Linked DNA regions of Mus musculus: regions 2, 3, 4 and 5 are each linked to region 1. The links are chromatin loops, found by intact Hi-C in ENCODE. Cell type or tissue: heart. All regions are shown on one strand.

Evidence for each region. Hi-C counts contacts between places; a loop is a spot of excess contacts. Peaks named below come from ENCODE experiments on the same cell type or tissue, not always from the same donor. Only the 100,000 strongest peaks of a DNase experiment are listed, where the experiment ranks them.
Region 2: it touches region 1 in a loop (2.7-fold over the local background); 13 of 42 quality-filtered maps call a loop at or near these places.
Region 3: it touches region 1 in a loop (2.7-fold over the local background); 9 of 42 quality-filtered maps call a loop at or near these places.
Region 4: it touches region 1 in a loop (9-fold over the local background); 6 of 42 quality-filtered maps call a loop at or near these places.
Region 5: it touches region 1 in a loop (3-fold over the local background); 6 of 42 quality-filtered maps call a loop at or near these places.

Annotation. Positions count from the first base shown.
Region 1 is chr9:46,732,914-46,737,913 of GRCm38, forward strand. No RefSeq gene overlaps it. Among named protein-coding and RNA genes, the nearest start is that of Gm31614, 95 kb to the right of the region's middle. In heart, CTCF peaks have their summits at 2,845 (motif pointing right) and 3,045 (motif pointing left); a DNase peak (open chromatin) is centred at 2,858; H3K27ac peaks cover 371 bases; H3K27me3 peaks cover 2,766 bases.
Region 2 is chr9:46,812,839-46,817,838 of GRCm38, forward strand. No RefSeq gene overlaps it. Among named protein-coding and RNA genes, the nearest start is that of Gm31614, 15 kb to the right of the region's middle. In heart, a CTCF peak has its summit at 2,335 (motif pointing left); no DNase peak of the experiment used is centred here; H3K4me3 peaks cover 909 bases; H3K27me3 peaks cover 3,588 bases.
Region 3 is chr9:47,527,085-47,532,084 of GRCm38, forward strand. It overlaps Cadm1 (cell adhesion molecule 1), which reads left to right and starts at 3,268. Exons shown (of 11, transcript NM_207675.2): 1 at 3,268-3,421. The coding sequence starts at 3,289. In heart, CTCF peaks have their summits at 2,641, 3,133 (motif pointing right) and 4,499; DNase peaks (open chromatin) are centred at 3,197, 3,907 and 4,507; H3K4me3 peaks cover 2,951 bases; H3K27ac peaks cover 2,820 bases; H3K27me3 peaks cover 1,722 bases.
Region 4 is chr9:46,352,333-46,357,332 of GRCm38, forward strand. No RefSeq gene overlaps it. Among named protein-coding and RNA genes, the nearest start is that of Gm31374, 5.1 kb to the left of the region's middle. In heart, a CTCF peak has its summit at 1,877 (motif pointing right); no DNase peak of the experiment used is centred here; H3K27me3 peaks cover 1,900 bases.
Region 5 is chr9:46,394,962-46,399,961 of GRCm38, forward strand. The region is part of intron 1 of Gm31432 (a long non-coding RNA gene); the gene reads left to right. Among named protein-coding and RNA genes, the nearest start is that of Gm31432, 8.0 kb to the left of the region's middle. In heart, no CTCF peak of the experiment used is centred here; no DNase peak of the experiment used is centred here; H3K27me3 peaks cover 4,398 bases.

The DNA.
Region 1 (5,000 bases):
TCCCTTAAAGAAACACAGGAGAACACAGGTAAACAGGTAGAAGCCCTTAAAGAGGAAACACAAAAATCCCTTAAAGAATTACAGGAAAACACAATCAAACAGGCAAAGGAAAAGAACAAAACCACCCAAGAGATGAACAACTATGGAAAAAACACCACTCCTTGGGTCTCTGTTTTCTTCTTTGTCTTGGCTACACACCATGATTTATCTCATCCGCGGTGTCTCTGCTTGCCTGTATCACTCTCAGGAAGTTCTTACCCAAACTAATTCACACCCTGCTCTCTATCATGCCTCGCAGCCTCTACTCCCCGGGAGTGTGTGCTCACATGTATGTGTGTGTACATGCAGACTTTGCTCACATCAAACAAACTTGTAAGATAAAAACCGAGGCTCGCACTAATGATAAATTAGGGGACAATTATTCCCTTTATAAAAGGATTCCTGATAAGGTTCCCCTAGTGCGTTTATAATGCAATTCAATTTACACCATATTCAGCAGCGAAGGGAGGCTCTCTCTGCATAAACAAGAGCCTGTGTAGGCAGGGCTCTGAGCACCGTGGAAAGAATTAGAGATACCAAAGATGATTTTTATTGCTGGTAACAATGAGTTATCCTAGTGCCCTGGAACAAAGGCCACTCCGTGACAATTTCTTCAGTCTTGGGAACACTATGAGGGCACACAGGGATAGGGATGGAGCACTTCTCTGCTTATGGGAACACTCGAGGCAGCTAGGAGCCATGGATGTTGGCTTTGGTTCAGGCATAGGAGAGATGAGGAGGAGACTGTTCCTGTTCACCTGAGACCATCAGACTCAGGACACCTAAGCCAAGGCAGTGGGGAGGTCACTGTCAGGGCAGGATTCCACACAACTTGAGGGCTCTATACCCATCTCTTTATAGACATCCATTTTCCTCCATTGCCCTGGAACCTTGCTGAAACCTCTGTCTTGGGCTAAGACTAGAGTCTGTTTTTCTAAAACTATTTCCCTCTCAGGGTTTTGCTGGCCACAAAAGGAGATAAGAGTCTTCTCTTGGAAGTTTCCCCAGGAAATGAGCACACTGGCCTCCTTCCTAAATGTCTCTCTGCAGTTCATGAGTGAATCCCAGGTTCCAGATGGGAGTACATCCCCTGGATCTGGAGTGACCCAATGTGGGAGCCCCGAATGGATGTTTGGTCCTCTACAAGACCGGCAAGCATTCTTAATTGCTGAGCCATTTCTCCATCCCCCTAAATTGTGATTTTCTAAGCTGTGCTCAGGTACAAACTTTGTCATTCCTAGATCACCACACCCACTGACATGCTGAGACCAGAGTAGAAGATTCTGTACCCACCCCAGAGTTCTCTGCACCTCTGTCTCTCTGTCCCTGTTTCAATCTCCATCTTGTACCAAGGGTCCCGAGAAGGCCACGAAGCTCACTCAGGCATGGGGAGGCCCTGCCTCTACACCTTCGACTTGGGGCATCTTCTAAGGAATCTCTGATGTTGCCATCCCAGTCAGCAGGGGCAGAGAGGGAGCTTGGGGCTTTATTAACTAATCTGTGGTACTTGAGTAATTTATTACATTTAAGCTGGTGCTATCAAGTCTCAGCAGTGCCTGCATGCACTGGGAAATAAATTAAAGGCTGTCCAGAGATGCTTGGATCATCTGTGTGATTGCTGGGTTCATGGGATGAAGGTTTAAGGCTCTCTCTCTTCTTGAAGATTGGAAATTAGGCATTAATAAAACAGCAGACCAAAGAACTGTCATGGAGATAGCTGTGTGGTGATGGCAGTGATGGTGGTGGCAATGGTAGTGTTGATGTAAGTGTTGGCGGTAGTGGCAGCGGCGGTGATGATGGTAGTGGTGGCATGCAATAGTGACAGTGATGGTGGTGGCCTGCAATGGTGGGGAAGGTGGCCTACAATGATGATGATGGTGGTGGTGGTGGCCTGCAATGGTGGTGGCTTGGCTTCAGCGTAAGGGCTGGGCAAGAAGAGGCTGCTGGTCTAGGAGTGGGGAACCCCCAGCTCTTGTTTTTGTGTAATGGCAATCCAGGGGTTTCTGGAGAAGAATGGGAGACTTTGACGAATGCCTGTAGGTGGTGATGGTTTTCTGCTTCCTGCAAAGGGTTAAATGTCATGGACGGACACAGGCTGATTTCTCCACTAGGCACAGTTGGCAGTAAACATCGTTTCAACTTCTGTTAAGGCCCGAGGAAAAGAAACTTTTAAGCTGAGAGAAATATTCTAATATATCTCAATCTTTATGTCAAATCAGTAATAAAATATAATTTTTAGATGAATGTGTGTGTGTGTGTGTGTGTGTGTGTGAAAGGAACAGGAAGACACAAGTACTTGGGATATATGGGGCCACCTCCATTGGATGGGATTATTCTAACATGTCCCATCTACCCATGGATTCTCCTTGGCCTGCCTTGGCTGTAACACTTAGGCTTGGAATAGCCTCTTACTCATCTGCCCATGTGTCTGCCGAGGGGCCCTGTGTCCAAGGAAGGAGGCAATTGTTCCGCTGATGGGTAGCAGGGACCTAGGATTGGAATCCAGCCTCTCTCTGTCACTTCCTCACTCATGTCCAGGGACGAGCCAACCAGGAGGCACCAAATACCTGCTCCAAACAGGCCTCAGCCTTTTGAACTCCTCTCGTCCCTACCTTCTGCTCATCTGTACTGACAAAACTTTCAGAAGGACTGGGGCAGGGATCTGTCTTTTCTTGTGGAGGTACTGCTATCAGGAGCGGGTGGATGGACGCCTGTGCTATGGAACCCCAGACACTGGACAGAACCACCCTGAGAAACCCCGGCTTGCAGTTGGATGGCCTTTCCACCAGGTGGCAGGCTTGCTCTACATAGATGTATTGCTTGGAGTACTTACCTGGCAATGGCCAGAGGGGTCTGAGGGTGCCAAATCAGCCTGAGGTCCCGGGCTTGTTCAGCGGCATGTGTGTGGCTTCAGAGGCAGGGACCAGACCTCTCAAACTGTTACTGGACTCCTGCTGGATTCTGTTTCTGGGGGACCTTGTTCTCAAAGTGCCTAGAGGCAGATGGCAGATGTTTGAACAGAGCGCCCCCTGGAGCAAGGAGTGCTGATTTGACCAGAATAGGATCTGGTATCCTTGGTGACTTTCTCTGCACTTTGCTTCTGCAGGTAGCTCCTAGCTGCTGGTTTTGGCTTAGGGCATGGAGCATGCATGTATATTTTGGTGGTTCATTCCTTCCTACTCACTAACCAGACTTCCACAAAGTATCCACCTAGAGCAGCTAGCCTGAGCGCCAGCCACCTTACCTACCCTTTTAGGGGCATGTAAACAATATCCTTCCTCCAGCACCCTGGGATCTCTCTGAGGGACCCCTAGAAACAACAGAACACTGGTTAGCTAGGACTATCTCTGCATCAAGAGATCCAAGTCCTGGTCAATTGCTCACAATAGAGATAAGGCCAAGTAGCTGCAGGAGTAGGGGAGACCTGTAAGCTCTGGCCTGGATCACTGGGAAGTGAAGAGGAGGCACCAGGTCCTTTAGGGAGGTGGAGGCATACTGCACTGGCCTCTTTGTCTCCAGCAGCTCCAGAGGCCTCCATTCCTGAGCCAGTGTTCAGAGTCCCCTGCCCCATTGCCAGCTAAGCCTGCACTGTCTCAGGACTGGTGACTCAGCAGCATTTTCTGCTCTTCTCAACCAAGGGGCCAGGGAGGCCATCTTCCCAAGCTCTGCCACTCCCCAGCCTGGACTGTCTACCAGCCTCACCCCCATCCCATTCTCCCTTCTCCCACTGGTGCCTCATTTCTTCATTCATGGGCAGCCTCCCTCTGAGATTAGGAGAGTTTCACCAGCCTGGTTGGGAGTCATAATAGGGCGTGGTGCTTCTGTTGTTTTTGGGAATCTGAACTACAGCTTGCAGAGACAGGAGAAGGGAAGCAGAGAGAAGAGAAAGAAGGGTTAGGAGGGAGAGTAGGAAAGCAGAGAAGAAAGAGTATAGAGAGGGGAAGGAGAGGAAGGCAGGAGAGGTGGCTACTGGGGGACAAGGTGGTTGAGATGTGAATCAAAATATGTCTTTCCTACCCAGATGGAAGACATGGGAGAGATAGGTCTGGGGAAGCCACTGTGTGTGCTGGTGTTGGGTAGACAGCATAGTGGGGTTGGAAGGAGAAAACAAATAGAATGAAAGTGATCCTCCCTAAAAAGGGGGGAAGGAAAAGAGAGGTGGGGTGAATTGCAAACTGAAGACAGAGAAGAGAAGGATGCGGAAGTGAGGACCTCTGAATCACAGGAAGGGATGGCCACCCAAACCAGAACCCTCAGCATGGGGGTGAACCTAACACACAGGAACATACAGGCAAGGGTGCACGGCAGTCTGAGGTGTGTGTCAGGGGCATCCTGAGCTGCTCTGCCCTCTGATGGGGTCCCTTGTCTTGCCCGGGCTCCTGAAAAGGGGTGGTCTCTGCAGGACTGGCTTTCCTGTGCCTGTCTACTGCCCAGTCCAGGAAACTTCCACTCGTGATTAGACGAGGAGAGGCCAAAATCTTCATTCCTCACACTTGTCACCCCAAATTGGATCTAACCGCCTCTCTCCCTGCCTCTCTCCCTCCTAGTTTCCTTAGTAACTGACAGTTCCCCAGTGAATGCCAGACCCTGGGTGACAGACCGCTGTCACAGTCTCTCTTCTGACTGTCCCTCCCCAACCCACACAGACTCACAGACTTGGGTGGGGGTGTGAGGATGCCAGGGTAGACGGGGGGGGGGTTAATTAAAACATGGGGGGATCATTTATTACCCCACCAAGAGGAAGCCTTAATTACTCTATGTGAGGCTGGGGCATGCCAGAAGAGGTGGCTACACAGGGGCACAGGGAGGAGACTAAGCCCTGTCTCCTTCCTCCTTCCCTCTCTATGAGTCTGTCTTGGGTGGGAGAGGTGTGAGGTGGGTCTGTAGAAATGAAGGGGTACTTGTGTGTGTGTGTGGGGGGGGAAGCGGAGGGTGAAACCCGATTGTGTTCATTAAGGCAA
Region 2 (5,000 bases), 80 kb after region 1:
GATACTCCAGCGAGTAACTTCAGCTGCTTGAAAAAGAAGGAACAGTCCGCACACCTTATGAGGAACTAGATCAAATAATCAAAATGATGTTACTAGCAATACTGTTACCATGCTCACTGCCTGCTTCTTGTGTAACGGGTGCTATTCTAAGTGTTGAAATCACTTTTTAACCTAATGAGTCTGGTTAGTGTTGCCATCCGGTATGTGCCTGGTCTTGTTGACCTTACCATGTGCAGGTCTTGTGCAAATAAGGATAGCTGTTGTGAGTTCATTAATCCAACATCCATACCAAGTCTAGAAGACAACATTTTACTGCATCCCTCCCATCCTCTGGCTCTTTACCTTGTGCCCACCTTTTCTTCCATGTTTCCTGAGCCTTGGGGCAGTGGGACTGGGGTTAGTGGATTGATACAGACTTCCCGGTTAGGGTTAAGTGCTCAAGAGTCATTTGTTCTCAGCCCCCTGATAGTTGTGAGTATTAACTGCTACTGCAGGGAGAGGCTTCTGTGGCCAAAGTCGTGGCACGACACTATAGGCATACAGATAAATATCTAGAAAGCATGTGTGTTTAGTGGAACAACCACATTTGATTCTGGAGAGTTGAGGGTGGATGTGATCAAGACACATGTTTGAAATTGTTAAAGAGTAAGTGAAAGCTATGCTGTAACTAAAACAGGAAGCCTTACCATCACCCCAGGGCGATGACCTCATCATCTCCTCCTGTAGATGAACAAGCTTGAAGGAACAAGCTTTAAGGACCAGTCCCAAGACCCCATAAGCCTTCTCTCCACCTCACAATGGGACTTTTGCAGGCAAAAGATCACTCCAGGGCATTGGGGGCAAGTCCAAAGCCACAGCTCAACCCTTGAAAGAAGAAAGATGCTCAAATACAGCCATGGGTTGATGTTGGTAGCGATGCCCTCTCTGCCTTTGCTTTCTTGGGCAAAATGTTTGTTGTAATGTGACACAAACTAACAAACCAGGTTATTTTGAGAGAGTACAATGGCCTAGCATTCTTCCTTGACATCATCCAGGAGTCTAAGACCATTAAGACTATAGGGGAACCTGGAGCCATCAGACCCCCTTCACTCCGAGGTGCTAAGGATCTGCCCCTCTGCAGAGCTAGCTGTATGCCTGCATAATGGCCCTGGGACCGTTTGGATTGTTTTCTGAAGTCGGAAGGTAAACTCTGACTAGGCTCTGGGCTTGCTGTCGCTGGAAGGAGTTTGCTGGAAGGGTTTAGATGCAGCCAGGCAGCTAGCTAGCTTATGCAGAGGGCAGCTGATCCTGCAACTCTTAAAACAGCTCCCTGCTAGAAAATAAGCCCCCAGAGCTTCCCCAAAGACAGTACGGGGGCTTCTGCTTGGTTCACATAAACACCACTGGGCCGTGAGGACTCAGAGGAGGGTCCCGAGATAGGAGGCGGAAGGCTTTGCCGATTAGCCCCTCTCAACAACTCAGCTATTTGCTCACCTCAGCATCTGCACCTCCGACTCTTCCCTTACCTGTCTGCTTATCTCTGAGCACTTTCCCTTCTTCCCTTGGCTGCTAGGAGCCTCTCTCCAGACCCAGCTCCTCTTAGGAGAGAAGGAAGCTAACAGAGCTTCCAAGGAGATGCCCAAGACACAGGAAGCAGAGCTAGAAGCTGAGGGGCTAGCGCCAGGCAGCATCCAGGGGACCCTTAGGAGTGAGAGCAAACAACTGAGGTCCCAATGGAACAATTTGGGAAGCCCTGGCCCTCCCATCCATCCATCCCGCCTCGGGGGCTTGCCTCTTCTGCAGCCCCCACCCGTGGGAGAGAAGAAAGCTGCTCAAGGGGGCACAGGGGCCGCTGTGGTGCTGAATAAAGGAAGCAGTCTCCTCCGCGCAGGCGTTCTCTGCTTGAATATGTGGCCTTATTTATGCCTGGCTAAAGATCATTAAAGCCTTTGCTGGGGTGGGGGTACGGGGGGGCTACAAGGAGAGTGGATTAATATTAGAACACCCTGTCACAGCTGGAGAAAAGGCGGGATTGATTTTATAGGGAGTTTAGTCAGAGCTGCGCGTGAAACCCCGCGGGTTGCGCTGGAGTGTATCCATCTCCTCCATTAGGAAGGCCCCATGGGAATCTTCAGCTGCAGTGTTTATGACTACGGAAGCGGCGTATCACAGAGAGTGAGCCGCCCTTATGCAGCTCCCTTTTAGCGACTGCCCATGCTCCTAGAGACCCTATCCTGGGGTTTCACACAGCTGTCTTTACCAGCCAGACTTCGTGGCTGGACCATGAAGGCACTGACACTGCAGAAGCGCTCATTTGGTCCCTAGTTCTGGCAGGGCAGCTCTAGAGAGCCCCCTGCTGGAAGACCTTGGTAAGCCCCATCTACTGTCTCCTTCCTAGAAGTTGCCAGAGCCTCTCAAACACTTAGATTTCTTCTCAGCCTCGCATAAAGTCTGAAGATTGCTCCAAGAAAGTGTGGTCCGTCTTCTTTTCAGAAAACATGACAAAGCTTGGAAAACTTGATTCTTCCAGAGTCTGCTTAAAAACTGGCTTAAGTGATCCTTTAAGAGTCAGATGCCTCTTATTAGCTGCTGACCCTTGAGCGAGTGTGGTGACTTCTCAAGGTTTTAGTTTCTTCGTCATCTCTGCCTTACACAGGCGTATTAAGAATTAAATGGTTATCGCAAGAAAGTTTCCAGTACAAGAGAACCACCCAGTGCTAGTGAGTGCTACTGTGTTATCAGGTGGCCATTCCAGTACATTCTAAATGGGACTCAATTTGCAAACATTTAGTTTAAACAAAGCCCCGTTGGGACACCTTCATTGTGGAAGGCATGGCGTACCAGTGGACACAAAATGTCTGTAGGGTCGTGTTCATCAGAGGGGACAAAGCTCAGAGACAACTGGGATAGCTCTGAACTTAGGTGTGCTCTGTGCACCTCATCTCCTGGCGTACGGACCCAGATATAACTGGCGGGATCTGAAGTGGTATGGGCAGAGTCTGGGTCAGCTCCCTCCCAGAGGGACATTGGTTGAACAGATGAGTGGCATAAAGGGTGTTGTTTAAGGAAGCTAACAATCATGGCTGAGAAGATGGCTAAGCCAGGAAATGCCCAGGGTTTCATCCCCGGGACCCATATAAAAAGCCTGGGATGGTGATAGGCGCTTGCCTCCTCATAGCTGGATAAGCAGAGAGAGCAGATCTCTGAAGCTTGCTAATCTGGCAGCCCAGCCGGATTGGTGAATCCCAGGACAAGTGAAAGACCTTGTGCCTAAAAACAAGGTGAATGGTGCCCGAGAAAGAATACGACTCTGAGCTGTCCTCTGTCCTTCATCTGCATGGACACAAACGTGTGTGCTCTTCTGAGCACACACACACACGCGCACACACACACACACACACACACACACACACACAAGCATGCACCCACACACATTACCCACCCACCCACATCCACATACAGAAAGAAGCCAAGAGTCTGAGCCAGAAGAGCTCACACCTCGCTTTGCAGAGCTTCCGTAGCTTGTTGGATGCATGCCCAACACAGTGCTCAGCAGTTCTGCTTTTTGGAACTTGATACTAAAACCCAGATTCTCTAGGAGCCAAATGACCTGGGTTCCAATCTTGATCTTCCTGCCATTCATTCCTTGGTTCCTTTGAAGAAGTTATGCCCTGTGCCTCAGTTTCCTGGTCTTTGAATGGGTGTAATAATGACACTGGTGTTAAAGGTAATAACAAGAGTGTTAAATGAGATGATATGCAAAGTGTCCATAGCAGGGCTTGGCAATTACAATCTTTACAGTGTCATTTGCATGACATTATTGTGACCAACCTATTGTGGCTTTTGACATACTGAGCACCCCTCCCTCAAACCCCGAGAATGGGGACTCAGAATCATTGTTTCCATGTCCCAAAGGGGCAGCCCAGGGATTGTGTACATAATGAGAACTTGGTACAAGAACTGTTGAATTGAGTAGGATAGGTTGCAGTTATATTGGAGCTGTTCTAAAATTGCCAAAGAACTGCAAAGTCCAAAATGGAAGTGAGAGCAAAGTCAGATGTCAGATAGGAGACTGCTAGGACTGAGAGTCAAGGTTAGGGATGGAGGTGGTGGTAGGGGTTTCCATATTTGGGGAGCATTAAATGCAGAATCAGAACCAACGAAAGAAAAGCAAGAAGAAGGTAGTGGAGTTGCCAAACCCCCCAAAAATAGGTCAGGGTTACTGTCCTTCTGATAGTGGCTGGATGTCCAGCATGAGGAGCATTGTGTAGGTAGTGGTGGGATGTTGTGTAGGTAGACTCCGAATGGAACCTCCTCTTTCTTGCACATACCCAGACATCTTGCACCTGTTAAGAGGTCCAAAGTTCTTGGAGGAAGGGAACTTCAAAAGGCTGCAGCAATCTCTGCTATGTGAGGATCAATAAAAACCAAATGCAAAAGGTCCCAGGGCTTTTGCGTCTTTAAAACAACAAACAGTACAAAAATATTTTACTGTTCTGTAAAGTATTTACATAATAACCAGAAGATTAAAGTGGAAATTAAAACAACTCAAGCCCCGCATCTAAGAGAGAATCATCGTTAATGTTTTGGTCTATAGCTTCGGCAGACTGAGGGGTTTCCAGACTCCCCTTTGTTTTCCTAAATGAACCTACCTCCTGAGCAACAAAAGAAGCCCTGATGGTTGGTTAGCAATTGTAGACTCAAAGTGAGGGCCCAATGCTGTCCCCACAGCCCCCCACCCACTCTAGCCAGACATCAACCTTTAAGCCCCTCTTACTAAGCCGGTAACGCTTTGGGCGTTTTGCATACAGATCTGTGCATGTGACTACACATGAAGGAAGTCAGCTCTGCAGGCTCCTCTGTTATCTGTTTTCCCCCCCTCCCTTTTACGACACAAAATGTCAAAGACATCTCTCCGAGTCAATAAGTATAGAACCACATTATCATTTTTAATGATTGCGTACTACTTCTCCCTTGTATGTCTCATGCTTTACTGGATTGCTCTCTTATTGATTGGCGTG
Region 3 (5,000 bases), 790 kb after region 1:
AAAAGAAAACACACACCTCCCCCATACCCACCCACCCACCAACACACCCACCCACTCACACACACACCCACACACACACACACACACACACACACACACACACACACACACACACACAGAGAGAGAGAGAGAGAGAGAGAGAGAGAGAGACTAGGGCTTTGGTACTTCTGGCACTTCGCTCTAACACAAGTTGTGCCCAGATTGTAATTCTGATAAGTATTTCAGTTCTTTCTTGAAAAAAAAATTAAATTCACAAAACAATTGATTATCAGTTATAAATGGCAAAAACACCATCTGGTTTTTAAAATTGGTTCAATCCATGTAGCGAGGGGAAAATGCTGGAAGTTGTTCCTGGCGATGAGTTCTAGTCCGCGGAGCAGAAAATGACGCGCTTTACTATGAGAAAGCCAGGCTAGTCATAACTTGTACTTAGCGGCTGTGGGAATTTGATGCGCTCCTCACATGTTCCATATGTTAAAATGCTTGGTGACATCTTTGGTGTGAAAGTGGGGAGGGGGTGGAAGGGGAGTACGGTTAGGGGATAGAGGAACAACAGCTTGCTCTGTCCAGGAGTCTCACCTCTGGTTCTCAGGAAGATCCTGGTGTGGAAGAAGAGGCTATCAGTCCTCAGTTTCCATACCTGGTAAAACTGGATGGGCTAACTTCCTCAACTTCTCCATGGCAGGTGGCATTTCTGAGGAAATTTTTAAAGGCGTTTGCATTCTTCCAGTGAGGTAAGCCACACAGCATTGGCATTTCCTATAGAAATGTCCCATGTTGTTCTTTGCCAACTGGAAATTTGAGTAGGTGTTCATTTGATGTGCCAAGAGAATGAAGGGAGACGAAAACACTCCACATCTTCCAATGTCCCCCATACTGCGTGCTGAGAGTGGGAGGACTCGGGCCTGGCTAGATTCTCTTGGAGCCTCAGCCTCAGGAGCAATGCTTTTCCTTAGGAGTCTGCTGCAATCCTGTTATTTTCAAAAAACGTTTCTGGGTTGCTGGCATATTTTCACCTTATGTTAAAAATACAGCTCTCCTTTGCTTATTATTCATGCATCATGATGTGAAATGTATTCCTTCACTTAACACATATTTATTGAGGCACAGTGCAGCATCGTGGTTAGTTGTGAAGGCTCTGCCTCTCTGTCTGCAATTAGAAATTGTGATTTTTTTTAAAAGGCTGGTGCTTAATTTTTCTAACCATGCTATATTTAAAAAAATGGGGAAAATAAATAGTATCAATTTTGAAGGTAGTTTCAGAGACTAAAGAAGATTGTGCACAAGAATTTCTTGATAAGAACTCAAGGTCACAATAGTCCTTTGTTAACTATAAACTTGATATCAGCTCAAGGTCTTTATAGTAGCAGTACTATAAAGAATAGTGAATATTGTTGAGTGTCCGGCTCTGTACTGTTGTGGCTGACATATAGGATCTGACTTTGCAGTCCGTCCTGTCCTGTTGTCAGAATAAACAGTCTCTGAGTTTTTCATTCTGATTTTGGTAGAAATCTGCTTTGTATCACGTCTAATCTAGGTAGTTTCACTTCTGGCTTTTGCAGACTGGGCATTATCCTGGCGGTCACATGGTGTTGGTTTTCTGCCTCGTATACTGTGATTTGCCTACTGGAGCTTTCTCCACTTCTGGAGGACTGCTTGCAGTTCGTGCATTGGGGCCTGTAATTACAGAGCAGAAGATCCAGGGATGTGGAGACAGGGCAGTTTCGAAAATTAGTTTATGCATAATGGATAATATGAGGCTGCTTTAATGTGTAACTCATTTGATGGGTTGGCCGATCTTAACTTCCTTTTGATATTTATTTATTTATTTTTAATTTATTTGCAACATGAGGACAGAGGGCTTGGTACAGCTCTTCTAGACTATAGTTCAGATTCAGCAATTTACATTCAGTAATCTCTTGGTCATTTAGCCACATATAATTTGTCATGGTTTGTTTTAGCTGTTGTGATATTGATATTTATTATGCAAATTGTATTTCCTACATCTTATTGTTCTGCATTCTATGAATACTTAAATTATTATAAACCTTTACACTTAATACGGCTCGTCCTTCAATTTGATGCTTGAGCAACAGAGGGTCAGAGCACACACGGTCTTCTAGAGGGAAAGAAAATAAGTAATTAAAAGGCAGACAAACAAGAGAGCCGGCTGCCTTGTTGAAAAGAAATCAAAGATAATTTCGGGGAGGGAGGAAGTGTGTCCAGAGATGCATGCAAGTCCCGTCAGCGGGAGAACCTCTCTGAGACACAACTAAAGTGAGGACCTGTTGGTCTCTAGATGCCTTAGAAAGGACTGGAAGCATAGGAGAGAAGGGAATTGAACCGAGCCCTGGAAGAGGAACTCGACTGACTCTATCACTGCCTCGGTTCCCTACATTCCCTTCCCCACGACCCTGACCGGTAGATTTTTTTTTTTTTTGCTTTTGTGTGCGTGTAATCTTAAATATTCCATATTACTTATATGCTATAATCTACTAAACATGGGAAGGACACTTCCAACAAGCTGGGAAGCCTGAGCACACCCACCTTGATTTACCTTTCCCCAGAATCTACAGCCAAACATCCACTTGAAAATCCCAGAACCCCGACTCCACAGCTTCAGTCTTCCAACTATCCCCTAGTCTGCCGCTAGGCTGTTGAGCGGGCTCTCCTGCTCCGCCGGACGTGCAAAGCACGCATGCACTTCTCTCAGATTGTTTTGTCAATCCGGGGACCTGCATTCGCACTCTCCACTCCCGGGTTTCCCAAAGATCTTATTCCTTCGTGCAAGGTGAGGGAAAGGAAATTTTGTAACGTATGACTTCGATAGGCCGATGCCCACGCAGTGCCCCGGCCCAGGAATCTCGCGGTCAGACTCTCCGACCAGGAGTCCGCCGCGGCGAGTGGCGTAAAGGTTCCTAGTAAAGGTGCACGAAAGCGAGAGACCCGCCTCCTGAAGCCGCAACCCCCTCCCCAGCCACCGAGCCGGACGCGGGCCAGTACAGGTTCTCCTCCTTCGGGGAAGCGAGGCCGAATTTTAACGTAAACATATTTGCATAGGCCCCGCCCCTCGGCCCCGCCCCTAGGTGGCGCGGGCGCGCGGCCGAACGCTAGCGCCAGGGGGCGGGGTGGGGGAGGGGGCTAGTTCTCGGAGAGCCGGGTTGGGCTCGAGGTGCCACGATTGGTCGCTCCTGACTCCGCCTCCAGCGCATCTCATTAGCATCTCATTAGCTGTCCGCTCGGGCTCGGGAGGCAGCCACCGCCGCCAGTCTGAGGCAGGTGCCCGACATGGCGAGTGCTGTGCTGCCGAGCGGATCCCAGTGTGCGGCGGCAGCGGCTGTGGCGGCGGCGGCGGCGCCTCCAGGGCTCCGGCTCCGGCTCCTGCTGTTGCTCCTTTCGGCCGCGGCACTGATCCCCACAGGTAGGTTGTGGGCACCCGCGGATTGGTCCCGAAAACCCCCCCGGGCACCCCCAGGAGCCGTAGCTATGGAAGGGGGGACGTTTCCATGACAACCTTCCCCCACTTCCTAAATCCAAAGCGGCGGGAGCGTGGCAAGGAAAGTCGGGGCTGCGATGGAAGGGGCCGAGGGGTCGGCGCCCCTTCTCTCCTATCCGCCGGCTGCGGATGGGCGCCCTCAGGGATGGCTGCACCCACACCTCTTCTTCCTGGCGTAGCGCGGGGTGCTGAGTGGAGTGGGCTCGGGGCCGGGGGCTAGCGCGTGGGGGGAAGGGGAGCCCTCGGAGGCGCCCCGAACCTTCCGGACCCTCCGAAACTCGCTCTCGTCCCTGGAACTTGCAGGTCCTCCTGTGTCCCTGGGCTAAGCTTTCGCCCCCTCCGTTCCAGCTCGCCCCCCCGATCGATTCTCCATTCCCCGAAGCTTTCTCCTTCGCGGGTCCCCAGGACATCCCCACCGTCGTGTCCTCTTCCCGGCTTGCCCGCGCTCTGCAGCCAGGTCCCCCGCCCGAGAGCTCTGCACGCCTCTCGTGTTTCCCTCCAGCCGAACGCTGCCCCTCGGCCCCCTCCGCTAGGCTGCGGGTCGGCTTGGCTGGAATCCAGGCAGGGAAAGTTCCCGGCTCGGGGGCGGCCGCTCGTCGCCGCCGCTGCAGGAGGGCTCTTGGAGCCCGCAGGTTGTCCGCGCCACCGAGGCCTCTGCCGCGAGTGGGGATCCGGGATTTCCCGGCTGCGCGTCCTTCGGGCAAGCGGCCCGCAGGTGGTGGCGGGGGCGTTCGCGGCCTCTGCGGCCCGGCGTGCGCCCTGCGGGCCTCGGGGCGCTCCCCGCGTGGCCGGCCGTCTTGAGAATCTGCCCGGGTGGCGGCGGCTCGGCGAGCGCCGCGCCTTCCCTGAAGACGCCGAGCGCTTGGCAGGAGCCCCGCGTGTGGCTGCCCCGGTGCGGGGCGCGTTGGCGCGGTCGCGAAAGAAGAGGGCAGTGTTTGCATTTGCTAACAAAAGGGAGCCGGAGCTCTTCCCCACCGGAGAGGCCGGCCGCGCTGCGACCGCCTTCCCGCCACCTCGCCGCTCTTGCCCGCCGCACGGTGTCCCCGTGCTGCTGTACCGCCTGCCGCTGCCTCCTGGCGACCGGCGGGACCGAGCTGCACCGGGCGGTGGCGAGAGGGCTTCTGCGCGAGGGGATGCGCTAGGGCTCTGTGCCTGCAAAACCCCTCGCAGCTCCGAGCTGCAGGACCTGGGAGCAACAAGTGGTGGAGGATGCTGCGAGCTCATCCCCCACCTGCGGAGCCCCCAGCCCGGGAGGATGCAGCGCTGGGCCAGCCAGCCTGCGGTTCCGGGGGCGCCTTTCTGCTTGGGTTGTGTCTTTTGTTTACACGCTAGAGGACACATAGTTATGTAAACACCGCAGGAGACGTGCTGTTGGGGGGTGGGTGGGGGTGCTTGGGAGTGCTAGCTTCGGATTTTAGGGGATGCCAGGTTGGTTGATTTGACACCCCCACCCCCATTATAAAATAGGCTTGCGGAGGAACTCGGCTTGAAGAACCAATTGAGG
Region 4 (5,000 bases), 380 kb before region 1:
CGTTTCTTTTTTCCTTCACTCTAGCATTCTTGGAATGTACTCCTGTCACCCTGTCTTTCAGAGTACAGGGGGAAGGCCCAAGGCAGTGGGAGGAGACAGAGGTCTGGCTGATTCTCTTCCAGGAAAGGGGTCACTCTATCTGCTCACCTTCCAGGTCCCCAAACCGGGAGCGTCACACGGACACCGTCAGGTGAATCCCAGGACAGTCAGTTTCAGGGCTTGCCAGGGCCCTGGTGAGCTTCCAGTGGCCCACGCAGGCTGCCCGGGTTCCCAGCTTTCCACTGGGGTACTAGCGATCACGTGCTTCTCCCTCCCGGCTTTCCTCCCTGGGTCTCCAGCCAGCCCGCCGGCTTGATGAATTAGCCCCATAGATATTCCGTCGGGAAAGCAAACACATATCATATATATCTTTGACAAGTTATTATTCTCCCTTATCAGGATTCGGGTGGATCTGTGCCCGCCATTACTCAAGCTGCACACTTGCTCTGTTGGGGACCAGGCTCTAGACACGCGAGGAAGTACTGTCCAGGCAGCCCAGCCCAGGGCCTGCCCTGCCTGCAGGCTGTGCTGTGTGGTTGTGTGTGAGCTTAGGGGTGTGGGTAGGGGAGTGGGGTCTCTTGACACTGTCATAGTCCAATGACTGGCAGATCCTTTCCATGTGGAGGCTAGGTGTGGCCAAAATGAACTGGAGGTGTTCCGACCTTTAATTCTTTCATCTGAGATTCGGAGGTGGGGGTGCAGGGTGGGGGGCGGCATGAGTTGTGTCCCAAGGAATAAGGTCTGGTTTGGGACTCACTCTTGTCTATTTTGTGGGGCTGAGCTGGGACTTTGGTTGTCTTTTGCATGGGCCTTTTAGTGACCTGCTGGCAGAAGAGGTCACCCTGCCACCTACCACCAGTGCCTGAGTTTCTCAGAGCCAAAAGGGGCTCCTGGAGGCCAGCCCTTAGCCCCATGGTAGCCAAGGCTCGCTGGCCAGTGAGGGCTAATGAGTAAGATGTAAATGGGTATTAGTGCTCTCAGCCTGGCTGCCGGGCTGTGATTTGTCATCTCTCACCCCGCACATTCCCATTTCCCCAGAGGCAGGCTCCATATTAACAAGTCCTCTACTTAGGAATATAAATGGGGCATCTGCAACTGCTCCTGACAGCCTGCAGGCTGCTAATGCACTCCGGCCTTGGGGGCTGGGGGAGGGCCCACTGGTTCAGCTAGCTTCTGAAGTAAGAATGGTGGAGGGGAGGCCCGGCTGCCTTCACTGGAGAGGGACTGCCTGTGACTCCACACTGCCTCGACTTGCAGAGCTGATGGAACTGTGAGGAGCCACCTCCCTCCCCAGTTCCAGGCTTGCATGCCATCTGCCATCTCTGGCTTCCTCCAGATCTGATATTTCAAGGAAGTAACTTGTCCTGTTCTGGGACTGACACAGAGTTTCTTAGGTCCAAAGGAGAAGTCGGGTGTGTGTCTGTGGGGGGTGGGGGCTCTTATTGAGGATAGAAGTGATCTTACCCCTGTATAAAGAGTTTCGTGTAGCCCAGGCTGGCCTCTAACTCACTACGTACTTGAAGATAGCCTTGAACTTCTGATCTTCCTGCCTTTATTTTCCTAGTGCTGGAATTATATAGGCTTGTGTGACCGTGCCTGGTTTTATCTGATGCTAGGAATCAGAGTGAGGACTTTGACCATGATATGTAATCACTATCAGCTGAGCTATGCATTCAGGAGATCTGATTCTGACACCCTGTCAGTGGTGGGGTGTGGTTTGGCCGTTGGCCACAGTGTCCAGCCTCAGCTCCAGCTGTGGGCAGAGCCTTGGATTCTCAGGGTCTAGTGCCTGTCTAGTACCTGTAGAAGGTACTGAAACAAAGGTATTGGCTGTAATTATCATCACAGCCACTAGAGGGCAACGCAGGCTTATGTTTCTCTCTTCTAGAGGGCAGAGGACTCAGGGAGGGATAAGAGATAAGGGTGTTGAGGCTGACTGAAGTCCTTTGCTCTGGGAATGTTTCTGGTTCCTCTATTCTTTGTAGTCTATTACTGCCGAAATTCTTCAATTCCAAGTAAAGGAAGAAAGATCTTAAAGATATTTAAACCCATGGTGGTGTGGGTTTAACACTTATGTATAACACTTATTTTACTGCCATTAAGAAAAAAATCAGTGAGAATTTCAAAGGTTAAAAGGCTTTGTAGAGTGGCCAACCCATGACTGGTCTAATTTGAGGTCCTGACAATGAGAGGGAACCCGTGCCCAACACTGCCTGGTGACTTGGGACCAGAGGCTGGAGAGCTCACAGACCTAGGATAGAAAAAAAAAATCAATAAAATGATTCCTAAGATATCCTTATATTCTCACAGATTGCTGCCTATCCCAGCCATCAGAGAGGCTTCCTCCTGCTGCTGATGGGAGCAGATGCAGAGACTACAGTAAAACATTAGGCAGAGAGAGAGAGAGAGAGAGAGAGAGAGAGAGATCTCCATTGGGTCTTCCCCCTGGAGCTCAGGGATCCCTGTAGAAGATGGGGAGGAAGAATTCTGGGAGCCAGAGGGGTCAAGGACATCAGGAGAGTATGGCCCCCAATATCAGCTAAGCAGGGCTCATAGGTGCTCACAGAGACTGAACCAACAATCAGGAAGCTCGCATGGGTCTATTCTAAGTCCTCTGCATAGATGTTATGGTTGTTAGCCTGGTGGTCTTGTGGGACTCCTAACATTGGGAATGAGGGTGTCTCTGGCTCTTTCACCTGCTCTTGGGACCCTTTTCCTCCTACTGGGTTGCTTCTCCCGGCCCTGATGTGAGGGTTTGTGCCTGGTCTTCCTGAAGCTTGTTATGCCATGTTTGGTTGAAATCCCTGGGAAGCCTGCTCTTTTTTTTTTTTTTTTTTAAGGGAAATGGAAGAGCAGTGAGAGGAGAGGAGAGAGGAGAGGAGGGGAGGGGAGGGGAGGGGAGGGGAGGAGAGGAGAGGAGTGGAGAGGAGAGGAGAGGGGGAGAGGTTCAGGTGGGGCTGGGAGGAGTGGAGGAGGGGAAACTGTGGTCAGGATGTGTTATATGAGGAAGAAAGAAAAAAGGCTTTGTGGATGATGTAGTTGGTGGTCAGAGGCCCAGGCTTTGTGCTTGAGGATCTGGTTGGCATCCCGGATCCTCTGTTCAGTTGCTGGATGTTTGAGCCTCAGTTGTCTAACCTGTAAAGGGCAGAATATAACATGCACTCCATAGGGCTACTGTATGGATAAATGTTGAAAGGACTGTAAATTTTCTGTGTAATTCTTTAAAATTATAATTTTATCAATAGTATGTGCGTGCTGATGTATGTGTGTGCATGCCTGTGTATATGTATGCATGCCAGTGTATGTGTGTGTATGTATGTGTATGTGTGTGTATGCCGGTGTATGTGTGTGTATACTGGCTGGTTTTTTGTGTCAACTTGACACAGCTGGAGTTATCACAGAGAAAGGAGCTTCAGTTGAGGAAATGCCTCCATGAGATCCAACTGTAAGGCATTTTCTCAATTAGTGATCAAGGGGGAAAGGCCCCTTGTGGTTGGGACCATCTCTGGGCTGGTAGTCTTGGGTTCTATAAGAGAGCAGGCTGAGCAAGCCAGAGGAAGCAAGCCAGTAAAGAACATCCCTCCATGGCCTCTGCATCAGCTCCTGCTTCCTGACCTGTTTGAGTTCCAGTCCTGACTTCCTTGGTGATGAACAGCATTATGGAAGAGTAAGCTGAATAAACCCTTTCCTCCCCATCTTGCTTCTTGGTCATGATGTTTGTGCAGGAATAGAAACCCTGACTAAGACAAATTGGTACCAGAAGTGGGGTATTCCTGTGACAACCTGACCATGTTTTGGGGAGGACTGTGGAAGGACTTTGGAACTTTGGGCCAGAAGGTCCATTTGCTGTTAAGAGACCTGTCGGATGTTGTGTAGGAGCTTGGAAGACAATGCTGAGAACAGTGCAGAAGGTGGAGGTCTGGCTTGTGAAATTTCAGAGGGAAAATTAAAGACTCTTTTCAGGGCCATTGCTGCTTTGATTGTGAAGATTCTGTGGTTCTGGTTAGCTGGGGCTGAAGAGTCAGCTGTGATTAACAAGATACCAGAACTACTAAAGCAAAAACTTTGCATTACTGGGACTATTGATGCTGGTTAGCTGGAGCTAAGAAATTAGCGGTGATTAAGAAGAGACCAGCATCGTTGAGGTGACATCTTCTGGGAAGTGTTTTCTGAAAGCACAAAGAGGCTGTGTTCCAGAAATAGCCAAGGTTGTACTCCTGCTGCAGCGGGACTTGGTAATGTGTAAGGGTCACCCAGGTGGTACTGGTTTTGAAGGCATGAAGGGGTCACACAGAGCAGCTGAGGCTCGACACTGTGAGAGGCCATGGAAGGCCATTGGTGAAGGTGCAGCCTCAATTGCAATTGATGGCCCAGGACTGAAGGGGTCATGCAGTGTTTTGGAGATGCCAGTATCATGAGATGACCACCAAGAGCAGCAGCAGCAGTGGAGTACAGGCAGCTGGAGCCTAGAGGACGACGCCTGTGCTACAAGGGGCATGGCTGGAGAAGTGACCCAAGCCCTTGGAGGAGTCCAGAAGATTGTGAGTTGGATCCCAGACATTGGATGGTTGGAGATTGATTTCTGTTTTTGATTGTGACTGTGCCCTGTTATTTTCCCTCTTGAAGGAAGAAACTATTTTAGTGGAGCCCACAGTTAAGAGACTTTTAATTGTAAAAAGACTTTGGATTTTAAAAGAGATGGATATTTTAAAGAGATTGAAAATTTAAGAATATGTAAAGACTGTGGGACTTTTAAAGTTATTTAGATCAAGGGGATGAATAAGAATGTAAGGGTTGAGGCTTACTAGTGATGTGTTTGTGTGTCAAGTTGACAAGGGGTCAATTGTACTGGCTGGTTTTGTGTGTCAACTTGACACAGCTGGAGTTATCACAGAGAAAGGAGCTTCAGTTGAGGAAATACCTCCATGAGATCCAACTATAAGGCATTTTCTCAACTAGAG
Region 5 (5,000 bases), 340 kb before region 1:
TCAGATGATGAAATGTGTTATACACAGTAGACTCTTAGAGGACCCTGTCATCTGCCACCGTGGCAGTGAGCCTGGAAGACAGTAGACTGAACTAAGTCCCAAGACAAGGGCTGCATGATTTCAGCAGTGTGTGTTTGTGTGCATGTGTACACACATGTGTATGCATCCATATCCATTTCCATGTGTGTGTGTGTGTGTGCATGAGTGTGTGCACTCAAGCGTATGTGACCTTGGAGATGGAACCCAGAGCCTCGCCCTCTACACTCCTGCTTTCCATGAGATGCTTAAAAAGTCAAACTAACAGAAGCCGAGAGTGCTCTTGGTGGTATCAGGGTTGGAGCAAGTTACCAGGGGTTGAGGGGGAGGGAATGGTGAAGGCCACTCAGTGAGAAGACGGGTTTTGAATATGTTCTAGAGATGACTGTTCAACAGTTCTGAATGCTAACAGTGGCCACTGCAAACTTTGTAAGAGGGCAGCCCTCATTTCAATGTTCTTATCATAGACACAGTGTAAGCAAAGTGCTCTCTCTCTCTTTCCCCCTCCCTCGTCCTCCCCTTCCCCCTCCCACTTCGCCTCCTCCTCTCCCCTTCTCCCTCCCCTTCCCCTCTCTCTCATCCTACCCCTCTCCCCGTCTGTGTGTGTGTGTTGGATCTGATTTTGGGGTAGTCTCACGGGAGTTCGCATATGGCCGAGCTCATCCGACTGTACCGTTAAATATGTGCAGTTTTTTTGCATATCAATTATACCTCGATAAAGCTGTTAAAACAAAGAAACTCACTGCAAGACATTCTGTTTGGCCCACGCAGCGCTTTACATTTAAATGCCAGCATTTAAAGTTCTAGAATTTCCAACCGAGATCCACACGTCTGGCCTTTCATCAAACAGTGGTAAGAACTGATAACTCAAGCATGCTCGTGTGCTAGCTGCTGGCTGCGGTAAAGCCCCTGCTGCAGAGTTAATGTCTTCAGCTTGCTTTGGTCCCCATCATCCCCACTGTCCCTGTCACAGAGGCCACTTGAGACACTCAAGCTGCCCAAGTCACCTGGTTCCTGCCTTTTCCTGCCCCAGGAGTCTATTGAGGGTCTGCTCCATGTGTGGTGACATGATATTTCAGTTGGAAATTATGGCAAAAAGGCAGAGAGTTCCAGAACAGAGACCCCAGACTAGATGTGCCGAGACTGGATCCTTTGCTAGCCTTGTTTCCAGCTTTGGATGTTAGATTTAGATGCTAGGAGTCTGGGACCACAATCTTTCAAGGCAACCCCTCCGGTGATGCTCAGTCTGGAAGGGGGTTGTCCCCTCCCTGATCTCATCAGATCTCAGTCTGAGTCCATAAATAACATAGGCTGTTCTGTGTATATGTGTATGTATCTTGCATACATGTGTAAGAATAGGCGTGAGTGTATACATATATAAATATGTGTGTATATATGGCCAATTATGTCATCACCAGCCATATTTGCTCTCTGTCTTAGTTTCTTTATCTGAAAAAAAACAGGCCATTGGGCTGTGGAAAGTTTTGAGTTTGAGGTAGTTAGGCCACCTGCAGGGGAAATGACAGGGACAAGCCACATGACTCCCTGAGCCAACTCTTCTTGAGAACTTTCTTGGGAACCAGAAAACACCATACAAATGAACAATTAGTGCTATCAGCTCTTTGCGTCTAAACGGCAAAGGACTTCCCCCTCCCTGTGCTAAGGGGATGGCAGGAGAATGGAGTGGAGTGTTGTGCATGGCAGTGCCTTGGATGGGGCTTGTTCCTGCTGCAAGGAACTCTTGCAGTGTGATTATTAACATAGCTTCCCCGAATGGTCTTGGCCGGAAGCCTGATGATGCAGCAGCTGCCAAGGCTCTGAGCTCTTCACCGTGGTGGCTTCTCCAGGTTGCACCTACCTTTTCTCCCGGCTGCTTGCCTCCCTCCACTCCTTAGCACTCAGTCCCTCATTTTCCACAGTCCTCTGGGGTTCGAGTCCCATTCTACCTATTTCACAAGTGGCCCTTGATTTCTGGGCACCACTATCATTTGGAAGGGTTTTAGCTATACCTAGTGGTTCAGTTGATGGAGAAATGAGCTCCTACCATTGCCCAGTGCTGTGTGGGAGCTGGTGTTGAAGTGAGAGCTGAGATGGATGAGGCCACCAGTCTGGGCCAGTGGTGGTGGGGCTCACAGAGAAGAGAGAATGGAAGCAATACACTAGAAAACATATATACATATATATGTAGATATGCAGGTAAATTCATAAAGAAAACCAAACAGAAGAGATGCTCCAGAGTGATAGGGCATGGCTCACAGAGTAGTGGGGTGTAGCTCACAGAGTGACAGGGCGTGGCTCACAGAATGACGGGGTGTGGCTCACAGAGTGATGGGGCATGGCTCACAAAGGGTGGTCAGTCTGGGATGAGGGAGCTGGTGTGTGAACTAAGGTCTGAATGGTACAGAAGAGGTAACTCCTAGGTGGAGAAGCTAAGGTTGGCTTGTCCAGGCTCCTTAATTAACTGAAGAGAACAGAGAGGAGCCGTATCTTACCCATGGTTTGCACAGCCTCTAGAATTCTGTTCTTTGACCTCCCAAGCTGGTACTTGGTCACTTACAGCTCTTAAATCTTTATGAAATCTTAGCTCCTGGAGGGTGAGGCTGGGCTTCTTTGAATAGCCCTCCCGATAATCATCTCTGTACCCCAGCTCCTGGTATCCGGATCTCCATCTTCTGATAGCTGTGAGCTTGCTCCACGGCAGCCAGCCCTGCAGAGATATGAGAGGCAGGGCAGAGACAGAGAGCAAAGTGGCTGAGTGGGCCTTGTCATTAGTTGCTGAACGCAGTAAACCCAGTGGACTCCCAGCCTTATAATGACCTCGTGTAATTAATGCTAAAGGACGGTGGGACCCGTATGGATTTATACATTAGCTCCACATTAACACTAAATCGTTTGATCACGAATCACTGTTAAAATAATGAACATGGGGCGCTTTACAACCAGATGAGAGGATGCAGCAGGCTCCTGCCAGCCTGGAAATTGAAGCACCTGCGAGATCCTTTGCCTTTCTCCTGCTCTGCAAGTTGTTTCTTGTTGTTGTAGGTTTTACCGTTATTGAGGTGTCTGTATACTGGGCATTTGTGGCTGGGGAAGGGTGGGGCACCACTTCACCCAGGAGCTGGCAGGCCAGGTGAGGTGGTAAGTGTACACTTGCAAATGGAGTGAGTTTAGCAAGGGCCTACCATGCTCCAGGTTTTCTCAGGATTTATCCTATTCAGTCAGCAAGGGGAGGTGTGCATCAAGACACAGGGGCGGATAAGAGAACAATGCTCATTCAGGGTGAGACTCGTAAGGTAAGAGTAGTGGCCCTAACCATGGTCCCAGTGCTTAGCAGGGGGAGCCAAGGGGCATCAGGGCTCAAGGTCATCCCTGGCTCTGCGAGACCCTCTCTCTAAAAGCAACAACAATAACCCCCCCCCCCCCACACACACACAAAAAACCTTCAAAATATTTATGTCTTTCCCACACGGAGCAGAGCTGCTGTCTGCTTGGGCCAGAGAAGGTTCTTTACATAGTAGGTGGCATTTATGCAGAGACTCACAGTGGGTCAAAGGGTTGAGAATAAGTGGGTGTTGACTGCTCAGCTCTAAATGGGGTGACTATGCCATCTCTTTCCAGGTTTGGGGAACACTGCAGAAGACTGTGGTGGCAATGGGAGTGGAGGCATAAGAACTGGGAAGGATGGGCTATCCTCGGACATGACAAGTTCCTTGCATTCAGGATTGCTGAACTGTGATTGTCTGCACAAGGCTCACACAAGAACAGGCCTGTCAGCATCCTGTCATGAGGGAGATAGGCTCACAAGGCCGCTCCAGTCACTGAAGATCTATAATCAGTTAATCCTTGCTGGAGGAGGGAGAGACCTCAACGAAGAAGGGAGACTGTGTGAGAAACCAAGACTGAGCATCATAGAATGGAGTCCTTAGAAATATAGACTAGATTCTGGAGGCTCTGGAGTGTTGGCCCAAGGACTTTGCATGTAGCATTGCTTATGGGAAATATCTGGTATCTATATTCTTGTTCTCCTCTGTCTCACTGCTAGAGACAGATTGTTTTTGTCTTTTCTAGGTGTGCGCGTTGATATACAGCCTCCAGGGTAGTATTTTAGGAAGTGAGACATTTGGGACGTGGTGGAGTCAATGAGGTTGGAGCCCTCATGAGTGGGACCAGTGACAGGAACTCTGGAGATGTCCCTCCCCTCTTCTGCCATGATCTAGGAAACAAACCTTCATTAGACGTTGAATTTGCAGGACTTTGATCTAGAACTTTCCAGGCTTTGGAACTGTTGGGATCTTTCTCAATACAATGGTCAAAAGAATAGTTGGCTGGCACTCAGAAGTCTTTTCACCAGTTCTGGGTCCAGGTTTCTCACTTTGGCATAAAGGAACTGAGGCAAAGGGAGAGTCTGTGACCTGCCCAGGGCCATCTTGAGTTTAGCAGCCTGATGGGACACTCTGATCCTTGTGCAGGGGAAGATCACAATGAAGCAGGAGGAGGCAGCATCCCAGAGCAGTGAGTACCTGAGGGGAGATGGGGGAGAAGCTTGGGATCTGGCTAAGGGGATCAAAATGAGAGAGACAGCGCTCTCAGGCACTGTGTGCACGGTGAGACTTGGCCTAAGAATCTTAATGACTTTTTTTTTTTGTTCAAGGCTGGGATTCCTGCCTTGCCTAGGAATGATAACACTTTAGTTCCATTCAACGCCTTCCTTTTGGCTCTGGGTTGTCTGTCCAGCATCTGCCCCACCATCTCACATTGGAAACAAAGTTTCTCTGGTCACTGATGCAGAGGCATCTCACCCTGGGGTGTTTTCTATGTAGAGTCTCAGCCTTGCCTAATGCATGACTTGGACTGTGATACCTGGGGCCTTCTCAGTTGATAACATATTCCTGCTCTCTCTCCCTATCTCTTTCTTTTTTTGGTTGCTGTGACCAAAATATGTGATAGAAATGACTTAAAAGGAG